Linked DNA regions of Homo sapiens: region 1 is linked to region 2. A link is a contact called in ENCODE Hi-C or POLR2A ChIA-PET data. All regions are on one chromosome and are shown on one strand. The core of a region is the stretch at or near the end of the contact, and the rest is flanking DNA. Distances in the headings are between cores, read along the strand shown. Region 1 has its middle 65 kb from the start of RPS6KA2. Region 2 holds the start of MPC1 (mitochondrial pyruvate carrier 1).

Region 1 (4,890 bases), core at 469-2,968, 310 kb after region 2:
TTGGGCTCTGCTGGCCCTGTGGTCAGAGGTGATACCCCCCAGGCAGGCCAGGGGGACCTAGTGGGACAGGTGTGGGAGACTGAGTGCAGGCATCTCAGACAGCTGTTTGAAGCCTCGGGCATTTTAATAAATGTCCCCCTATTTCATAGGCAAAAGTTTGGTGTCCCTGAACAAAACCATCCAACTGTAGCTGAGTGAAGACAGCACTGGTGGAAGCAGCTCTGTGCCCATGAGGGTTCTGCTCTGCAAGGCTCTGTGCACACACCGAGGACACCAGGACCAGAGAAAGCCACATGAAAGTTTTAATATTCGGCCCTCAGGCCAAGTGGCAGGAAGCAAAGCTGAGGCCCACCCACCTCACCAGGAGGCCTCTGGTCCTGCTGCTGTGGCCAAGGAGTCCACACTGCGTTCCCTCCCCAAGGAGGTGGCAGAGCTGCACGGTCCCGCAATCCCACCGCATGGCTCCGGTCTAGGGATTGGGTGAGGGGCTCTGGGAGCCCTGGAGGTGGCCTGTCAGGGGAAGGACCAAGCTGAGGGGTGGAGGGAGGAGGGTGAAGTGTGAGGCTGCTTTGGGACCACATCACAACCCACCAGTCTGACGTGAGCACCCAGCATTGGGGTGACGGGGTCTTTTCTCCCACAGCTTTTTCACATAAATCCACTGCTCTGGGAGGGGAGTGTCAAGCTGTCCTTACATCCAGAGTGAGTCCTTGAGGGCCACCACTGAGACCTGTTCATTCCACACCATCAGGGCTAAACTGGTCTATTCCTTGACAGAGCATCCTAGCCCCAGAGGCAATACGGAAATACAGACATGTCAGCACAGAAAGGCAACAGGATTCCCATCAAGTGTCTATCACAAGATCAGACAGTCTGAGCCACCTGCGTGGCTAGAATTATGTCTCAAGGTGCCAAACAGCTTTACACAGTTCTCGGGATTCTTCAAAGGGAGAAGAACTCCCTCTATGAGCTCGAAGACACGCGTCGGAACTCCAGGCGTCCTCTGACACCTCGATGCAGCTCCGTGAGCCTTGGTTTTCCTCTCTGTGGATGAGGACACATCCGCTCCCTGGGGGCAGGAGGGGACGGGGGCTCAGCTCTGCAGGTCCACAGTGAGACTCCCTGGGTTGCACTCCTCAAAGTCCCTTCCGCTAGATAAGCCTCAGTTTCCTCAGCTATAAAACGGACGTACACCATCTACTTAGCAAACACTGCCCCTGCACTGTGGCAAGTCTTAGAATTCTCATTTTTTCTCAGGGGAAATCTCTGACCACGGAGACCCTGAACAGGCATGCTGTGGACAGGTGTTTACAGGGCTTACTCTGTGGCATGCCATCTTGATTATAATGTTTTATAAAGGACATTAATTACATGAAAGCATTAAATAAATAATTAATGTGATCATCAACAGTAAACAGCATAATAATCAACAGCACACAGTCCATATAATATATTCTTGATGGTTTTAAACCATAACGAAAATAGAAAATGAAAAACTGTAGGTTCTAGAAGATTCAAGCGTTGCCAACTCATGCCGGGAGACCTGCGCTCTGTCATAATGTTGCTTCTCCTTTTATACCTGACTCTGCCATCTGATTGCCCTGAAAATTACGGCCCCGGGTTCTAGCCTCCACTAAGAGTGCTGCCAGGACTTGACCTCAGGAGTTCCTTGGATTCTTTCCTTCTCTGTTTTCACGGCCCGCATGCCAGGTTAGGCCCTCCTCATCTTATGACTCACTCATGCTATAACAACCTTCAAAACGATTTCCTGCTTTTAATCTCTCTCCACTCCAGTCCAGCCTGAGACCTGCCAGGCTATTCCCAAAATAACTCTTCTCGTGTGTCACTCCCTGCCCCAGGCGCCCGACACCTTCCCCGCCAAGCTCTCTGTTCCCCTGCTCCTGGCTCTCTCTCCTGCACACAAGCGCATCTCACCTCCCGGTTTTCAGGGTACTGTGCTCAGCCCGGGCCTCCCCTGCTGCCCTGTTAGAAGCCCTCCTCCCTCAGAGTCCAGGGAGCTCCGACCCTCTCCGTGATGTGTTCTTAACTTTACTCCACATTTTGACACGACTTACCTGCACCCCACCATTAGTACCATGCGTGCCATGACATATGTGACATTTTCTAAGGCCCCTATCTAAATATTTCATCTTCAAAAGGAGTGGAGGCTCCTTTGGTTTGAGGCAAAAGCATGTTACAAAAGAACAATGCTAACTAGATTGCAGGCATTTATGTAATTATCTATTTATCCATCTTCTATACCCTTACACGGGGAAAGGAAATGAGAAATTGAAATGCCAGCAAAAGAAAACAAAGACCAGAATGAGAGCTCAAGAAGCACGTGAGGCCGGGAGGAAGCCACACAGGCCACAGGCTCCTGGGCAGCTATTCCCCGTGTCCCAGGAGCAGTCACCCATCAGCTGAAATCCTCCCTCCCTCTGGAGTTAGTTACAGGTCAGGGCGTCCTGTGTTGGGGGAAAGAACTGCAGATTCACAAGCGTGCATTAAAATTAAATGACATGGAAGAGGAAGAAGCAGAGAAGTGGACGTGTGGGTTCTCCACCTCCCACAAGTGTCCCCTGTCAAGATTTGTTGTCTTGGGAAGATAAAATAAGGGAAGAACAGAAGAGTAAAAGGGATAAAGTGAGGCGATAGAGAGAAAAGAAAAGTAAGGAAAGAAGTAGTCAGAAAAAAATAAAAGAAGCAAACAGCGCTTATCCTCCTACCTCTGCTCAAGCTATAAACTAAAATCGCCCCCTACTGAATATATGCCCAAGAAGAAGATGCTGTGAGAAAAGTGTTCTGTCGAACCCAGGGACCAGCGTGTGCAGAGATGGACGATGGAAACCCAGCCATGGCAAACTCAAGGACAAGACAGAATAACACTGGACAGAGAGCAGACGCTCTGCTGAGCAGGAAACTTTTGCAAGCCAAAGTTTAAAGATACATAGGAACAAAGTAGAATAAAGTAGAATAAACAAGGACAGAAAACATGAGAAAATTGGATGCTAAAAAAACCTACTCTAAGCTGCATATTAAGTAAAATATTAAGAAATAAGGAAAAAAAAGTTACAAATGTCATCCGTTATTATGCCAAATAATAACTAACTGGCCTGTTTGGCTTCCAGAGCGGATCAGGAACCATCTTAAAAACAAAACCAAACAACACGGCAGGCTCCAAAGTGCTTTTTAACAAGGTAAACAAGGGTACTTACTAACAATATCCCATAGAACTTAGAGAAGGCTTGGCGGAGGAGAGAGAGCATGTCGCCTAAGTTAGAAATGATGACGATTTTGGCCAGGGAGCCACACTGTCTTTCTCTTCAAGCATGGAGCATCTCACTCCTCCACATTTCAGAGAGCAAACCTCCACGGGAGTATGTAAACATTCAGGCTAATTGTCACTCGGGATCATCCGAAACTCAGGAGAGGGCAAGAGGCAGTTGATTGCAGCAAGGATATGACAATGTCACTTTTAGTAACTGACTCAGTCCAACACCTCAGAGTCAAGTGCTTAATATAGGGCTACTCTTTCCGTTGGGTGGCAAGTTTAGCGAAATTGACCACCTGTTCCCTTGCAAGTCTGCCTGTCTCCAGCCTAAATCAGAAGGAGCACCTGGCACCGCAGCTCGCAGGAGGTGCTGCAGCGATTGGATTTTGCCTCCTATCACTGCCTGTGAAATCCAGATGTTCTGGGACCTTCTCCACTCCTGAGAAGGCTGCAGATCAAGCTGCTAAACACGCGGAAGTGATTCTTGTTGTTTTTAATATCCTTAGTTATGTGTCTTTTCTGGAGATTCTATTTTTGTAAGTTTAAAACTCTGGTTTCCTTGCACATCAGCAGGGCCTCTACTAAAGAAATGGAAAAAAGGAGCGTCTCAGCCGTGCACTCAGGGTCCTGCGCCTCCATCGCAAAGCCCCAGGAGGACTCCCTGTTCCATATTTGTGGACTGCTCCAAGTCCACTTAGCCAGGATCTCTCGCCTGGTCTGTGGCCAGGGAGATCGAGGGTACACTCAATTTGTTCATAAAATGTCTCCAGCAGTTTTTTAGAAAGTCTGCACCATTAATATCCCCCTCCCCCGCAATTTAACATGATGTCGTTTGCATCCTTGTGAATACAGTGTGCCACCAATTTGAAACTCTAGCCGTGTCCACTAGGTTTTTGTCCTGGGCTTTCCCAAACAACAGCTTAATTGGAGTCAGCAATTTGAGGGAGAAAGGCCACAAAAATAAAAGTAACTCATAAAAAACAAGTTCCACTCACCAAGCTTAGACACACCCCTTAGGCACAGGTTACTCCTGTGGTTTGCTGGTGAAGGCCAGAACCTCACCTCTTCCTTAGACATCCCTCTGTCCCCTACCTCAAAGAAATTCCTTTCTCCCTTAACGATAGTTCTCGCCATTCTGTTAAATGACAAAATTGATAGAATGTCTCTATTGTGCATTGTGTGACATTGCAGCTCATCAGGAATTTATGAGTCATTTTTGACAAGACGATGGCGAACCTCTTTATGACTGGGGCTCGCTGCCCTTATATCTCCAAAGGGCTGGATGGCCCACATGCTCTCTGCCTCCCACACACGGAGGTTCTTTGCCATGTGGATACCCAGAGACTTGAGAAGGAATTTCACTTGGCAGATCACTTGACCAACACAGGAACCGGCTGCTTTATTTCCTGTTGAAGCACTCACCTGGGCCACAGAGGAGCGGGAGTTGGACGGCCTGGCTGGCACTTCTCCTCCTTTAGGTGAACTTGCTGGGAACATCCCATATTGTTTAGAAGACTCTGTAGTCTCTTTCTGTTCACCCATCTCTCCATTCACGGTCTTCCAATACAATAAAGTCACTACTCCAGTGATTCTTGATTCCTTAACTAAATTGTGGAGAG
Region 2 (4,858 bases), core at 51-2,550:
ATAAAAGCAAGCGCCCCAAGATGAGAGGTGCAAATAAATTATAGAAAGTGTATTTTCAGGCTTTCCAACCGCGAATGCTCTTTGTTTCTAACTGGAAAGGAGGAGTTAACAGAAAATAGAACAAGAAGAAAAAGTATGACCTTAGAGACACGTCACTTTACTTTGGTTGACAGAATTTCGTATATAAAAACATCTTAAATTGTACTTCCTCCCAAGCTTAAAGTCCTTAGAATGAGAAAACCGAAAGGCGAACCCAAGGCCAGCACATTTTATTTCCGCTGTCCCAGAAGCGCGCTGGGCGCACCCGAAGCTCCGCTCCAACAGCGCCGCGCCGCGCTCTCAGCAGCGCCTCCCGCTGGCGTCTCCCCACCCCACACCCAGGTCGCCGCCTCTGGCACACCTGGACGGCCGCAGGTGACCGGCGACCCACTCCGAGGATCTGGTAGAAACCGGCCAGGAAACCACTCCCGCCCGGAGGAGCGAGCCACTGTCAACTGGCCCGGAGGGACGTGCCCACTGCCAACCATGGGAGAGGAACGAGCCTCTGTCACCCCTGCCGGGTCACCCTGCCCTGAGGGGCGCCCACTGTCACCCCTGCCGGGAGAGGCGTCCCCATGGTCACCCTGTCCTGAGGAGCGCCGTCGCTTTCGTCCCTCCAGGTCCCCACTGCCACTCTGGCCGGGAAGGGCGTCCACTGTTATGCCTACCAGGAGAGGCGTCCCCAGTGTCACCTTGGCCAGGAGGGACGCCCACCGTCACCCACTCCCTGAAGGGGACTCAATGTCACCCCTGCCTTGAGGGGCGCCCACTGTCACCCTGCCGGGAGAGGACACCCACTGTCACCCCCGCCCTGAGGAGCGCCCACTGTCACCCTGCCGGGAGAGGACACCCACTGTCACCCCCGCCCTGAGGGGCGCCCACTGTCACCCCCGCCCTGAAAGGCGCCCACTGTCACCGGCTCTCTACGCCGTCCGCTTCGGGGTGTGGCGGTCCGGGAGGGATCCGGGTGGGGCCCCCCTGACAAGCGCACCCTCTCGCCTGGGCCCCGGCCCACCCGCTGCCCGGGGCCACCGCGTCCTCGCGGCCGCCCTCGTCGCGGACTGCACGGGTCGCAGCCTCCCGGGAGCCCCTCCGGGTTGCGGGGTTCGGCCTGCGGCGCTCGTCACCTCATGAGGTAGTCCCGGAAATCCTTGCTTCGGACATAGTCCGCCGCTTTCCGCACCAACGCGCCCGCCATGGCTGTGCCGACACCAGACCCCGAGTGGTCCCTGCCTCTGCTGCCGCTTCCCAGAGCCAATGACACCCCGGCCAACCCCCCGGCAGCCGACGGCGAGCCAGCCCGAAGGCCCGCCTCACGACACCCGGCCACGCCTTACGGCCGCGCCGCGCCGCCCGGCTCTCGGCCAATGACAGGGCGCAGGGCCAGAGATGGTGGCGCGGACTGGCTGGCTCGTGCCGCACGCCTCCTTCCCGCCCTCGGTGGCGCACGGGGGCGGGGCCCGCTGCCGTAAAACGGCTGGGGCTGGGCCGGGGCTGGCAGGCGGTTGCTAGGCTCCAGCGGCTCCCGGCCAGCGGGGACGTGGAGGTGACATTTCTCTGACCCACAGGACTGTGGGCGCCCTGCCGAGCGTCGCGCGGTCTTGGGGCGACCTGCAGTGGGGCCCCTGCGGCGCAGCGCGCGGTGGGACTGGCCGGGTTCCCGCGCCGCCCAGGGCCTGTGTCTGCGCCGGTTCCTGGCAAGGGCACCTTGGCCGGGCGGCCCGCGTCCCCTGCGCTTCCCACACCCACGTGGGCGGACCCGGCCCGCAAGCTGGGCCAGCCTGCGGTTTCCGGGCACTGGGGAGTGCGCAGAGCCCCGGGCCAGCGACCGCAGCCGGGGCCCCTGGCTTCTCCCGAGCACTTTCCCCCGGACCGGTCCCTCCAGGGTGGCGGGCGGCACCCAGGGCCGGCGCTCCTCACCAACGCGCTGCAGCTACGGGCTCAGGAGGGAGCCGCAGCGTCGGAGGAGGAAAGCATTTAAGAATAGCACAAAGCCTTAGGCTCGAGGAAGCGTGACTGCTTACGTGTTGAAAATAAAGGTTCTGTAAGTCCCACCGCGGGTGCATATTGAAAAGAAAGGGATCATTAGCACGCGACCCTCGCCTAGGAGTATATAAACCGCAGCACGACTTTCGGATCACAAAGGCAGAGAAAAGAACACATTGAAGGCTTTTGCTCACTTTTCCAAGTTGTTTCGTTTCGTTTTGTTTCTAATGTGGACGATCATTTAAAATGCCTCTGGTGGCCGGGCGCGGTGACTGACGCCTGTAATCACAGCACTTTGGGAGGCCGAGGCGGGCGGATCACCTGAGGTCAGGAATTCGAGACCAGCCTGGGCAATACGGTTAAACCCCCTCTCTACTAAAAATAAAAAAATTAGCTGGGCGTGGTGGCATGTGCTTGTAGTCCCAGCTACTTGGGAGGCTGAGACAGAAGAATCGCTTGAACCCGGGAGGCGGAAGTTGCAATGAGCCAAGATTGCGCCATTGCATTCCAGCCTGGGCAACAGAGCAAGACCCTGTCTCCAAAAAAAACAAATAAATATAACAAAATTCCTCTGGTAGCCGGGTGCGGTGGCTCACGCCTGTAATCTCAGCACTTTGGGAGGCTGAGGCAGGTGGATCACTTGAAGTCAAGAGTTTGAGACCAGCCTGGCCAATATAGTGAAACCTCATCTCTACTGAAAATACAAAAATTAGCCAGGCGTGGTGATGCGCTCCTGTGATCCCAGCTACTCGGGAGGCTGAGGCGTGAGAATCGGTTGAACCCGGGAGGTGGAGGTTGTAGTGATCCGAGATTGTGCCATTGCACTCCAGCCTGGGCAACAGAGGGAGATCCTGTCTCTAAAATAAAAAATAAAAGAAATGCCTTTGGTGAACAGGAATTCTCAACATTAGTGACCCGCAGTGTATTAGTGTTAATAATGGACATCCCCTTTGATCCAGCAAGCCCATCTAGAGATTTCCTAGGATAGACAAGCCAGTTTGTGCAATTTCATGTGTACAGCATTGTTTTTAGTATGGAAAGATTAGAGTTTACATATCTACCCATAGGGAGAGAGTTAAATAAATTATGGTGCATCCGTTTAGTGGATTAGTATACAGCCATTAGGAATAAAGGAATTCTTTATGTGCTGATATGAAATATCTTTTTTATTTTCAAGAAAAAAACCCAGGTTCTGAATAGTGTATAAAGTATGCTACTCATTGTGCATAGGGACAAAGAAAATATATACATTCATGTTTGCAAAGATACTGGAGAAATGTTAGTAGTGGCTGCCTCTAAGGATGACCAAGAGTGACACTGACTTTTCATTGTATCTTCCTTTGTTCTTTTTGAAATTTGTACAGTCTACTTATGCTATCTATTCAAAATAAGTGGTGTTAAGAAGAAATGCCTTTGAGAATGAAAATGGTAAGCCCTTGATTGAGTGGGGTTCATTTTCTGTTAGGATCGTGGTCTCTATTGGTCACAGCTGACCTTGATCGTCACTGAAAGTGTATCTCATTACACAATATTGCAGTCTTGAACACCAGGAAGGTTGTTCTGTTCCACATGAACATGCTTCATGATGGGGTTAGGAATGTACAACCTGTGAAAAGTGAGGGAGTCTTGATTATTAATAATAATATTATTAATAGCTACCTTTTCTTGATCATTAGGCACTATTTGTACATTATTTCTCCTTCTCACATCAACCCAGAAGGTAGGTATAAGGAAACTGAGTGGCTTCTTGAATGAAGCCAAACTGCTCTGCAAGATTGGTGGAAAAGGAGACTCTCCATGTGCTAACAGGTTCCTGGATCTCATAGCTGCTCTGTCTTAGCCCTTAATATGTTTCTTTTCCTCATGGATGGTGGTTCTGAAACCTGAGCTGTCAGAAGAATCCTTGGCAGATTCCTAGATCCCAGCCTCAGACTCAGAAGGTCTGGAGTTGGGGCTGAAAGCTGCGTGGCTAATGGGCACTGCAGGTGACTCTGAGGCTGCTGGTCAGTGTCTAGCACTTGGAGAAACTCTACTGAGGGCACCTGCCCCTAATGCACTGTTGCCACCACTGGGCTGGGGTCAAGAGGCTTTACTTCCCACATTTGGGCCTCAATTGGGACCTCTGAGCTTTCCACTAGTTTCCGTTCCATGAAGGAGTACAAATTGGAGTATGTAAAGACAAAAGACATACGTAAGTGGATAATTTGGGTTTGAACTAAGTTCTCTGCGACTCTCAAAGCCATACTTCCCCCATGTTGCCACAAAAAGTATTTGTTTCATGTTGCCATGTATCTCTTACTTCAAATATGAAGCAGGAATGTGATCTAAAGCATAAGAACATAGCAATAGATAGACCCATGTACATGATTTCGTAAAACTTTAGAAAGGCCAGTCCTACATGGTTTGTCCATATTTGGACGGTGTGTGGAATGCACAAATGAAAGCATCACTGGCTATTCTGAACCCCAGGTTTGTGGAAGTGAGTGTAAAGGCCCAGCAGTGAGCCCCAATCTCACCTGCCCATCAAAGTTCAGAAACGACAATCAGAATAGGCCGCACTTGGCGCTTCCCTGTAGACACAGGATCTGTGAGTTTGGACAGATTTCTGGTCAGTTTGGAAGGAAGCTGGCCTCTGTTAACAGAGCACCCCTTATGGGTCAGTGTTGTGCAGGCAGTCCACATACACTGTGTGTATGCGATGACAGTGCGTCTGCTTGTAGAAGGGGCTGGGTCCCCTCTGCAGAGCCTCCGCATGGGGCTGCATGACTGGTTCCGGCCGACTTGCTGGGGAGCGCACAGCCTGTCCACAAAGGGAATCTTCATCCTTCCTGAT

What was found. Hi-C counts contacts between places; a loop is a spot of excess contacts on that map. ChIA-PET counts read pairs that join two places held with the same protein, here RNA polymerase II (POLR2A). Pooled maps may share reads with other maps.
Region 1: a map of gastrocnemius medialis shows a loop between it and region 2 (4-fold over the local background). The contact joins the enhancer-like site here to the promoter of MPC1 in region 2. A Hi-C loop is called at or near these places in 1 of 168 maps with a recorded cell type or tissue (gastrocnemius medialis) and 2 of 50 pooled maps. POLR2A ChIA-PET finds 5 or more read pairs at or near these places in 2 of 52 experiments (OCI-LY7 and activated T-cell).

What each region holds. Positions count from the first base shown.
Region 1 is chr6:166,689,578-166,694,467 of GRCh38, forward strand. It overlaps a transcript of RPS6KA2 not described here. Among named protein-coding and RNA genes, the nearest start is that of RPS6KA2, 65 kb to the left of the region's middle. RefSeq lists enhancers at 208-876, 3,986-4,890. Within about 2 kb of position 1,719, at least 7 of the 41 ENCODE cell types and tissues checked have a DNase peak (open chromatin) inside an H3K27ac peak, as active enhancers do; they include gastrocnemius medialis, where a contact is called at or near this core.
Region 2 is chr6:166,381,640-166,386,497 of GRCh38, forward strand. MPC1 (mitochondrial pyruvate carrier 1) reads right to left here and starts at 1,301. Exons shown (of 5, transcript NM_016098.4): 1 at 1,167-1,301. The coding sequence starts at 1,237. It overlaps MPC1-DT (MPC1 divergent transcript), which reads left to right and starts at 1,539. Exons shown (of 1, transcript NR_189630.1): 1 at 1,539-4,858. RefSeq lists an enhancer at 444-623 and silencers at 984-1,083, 1,234-1,973.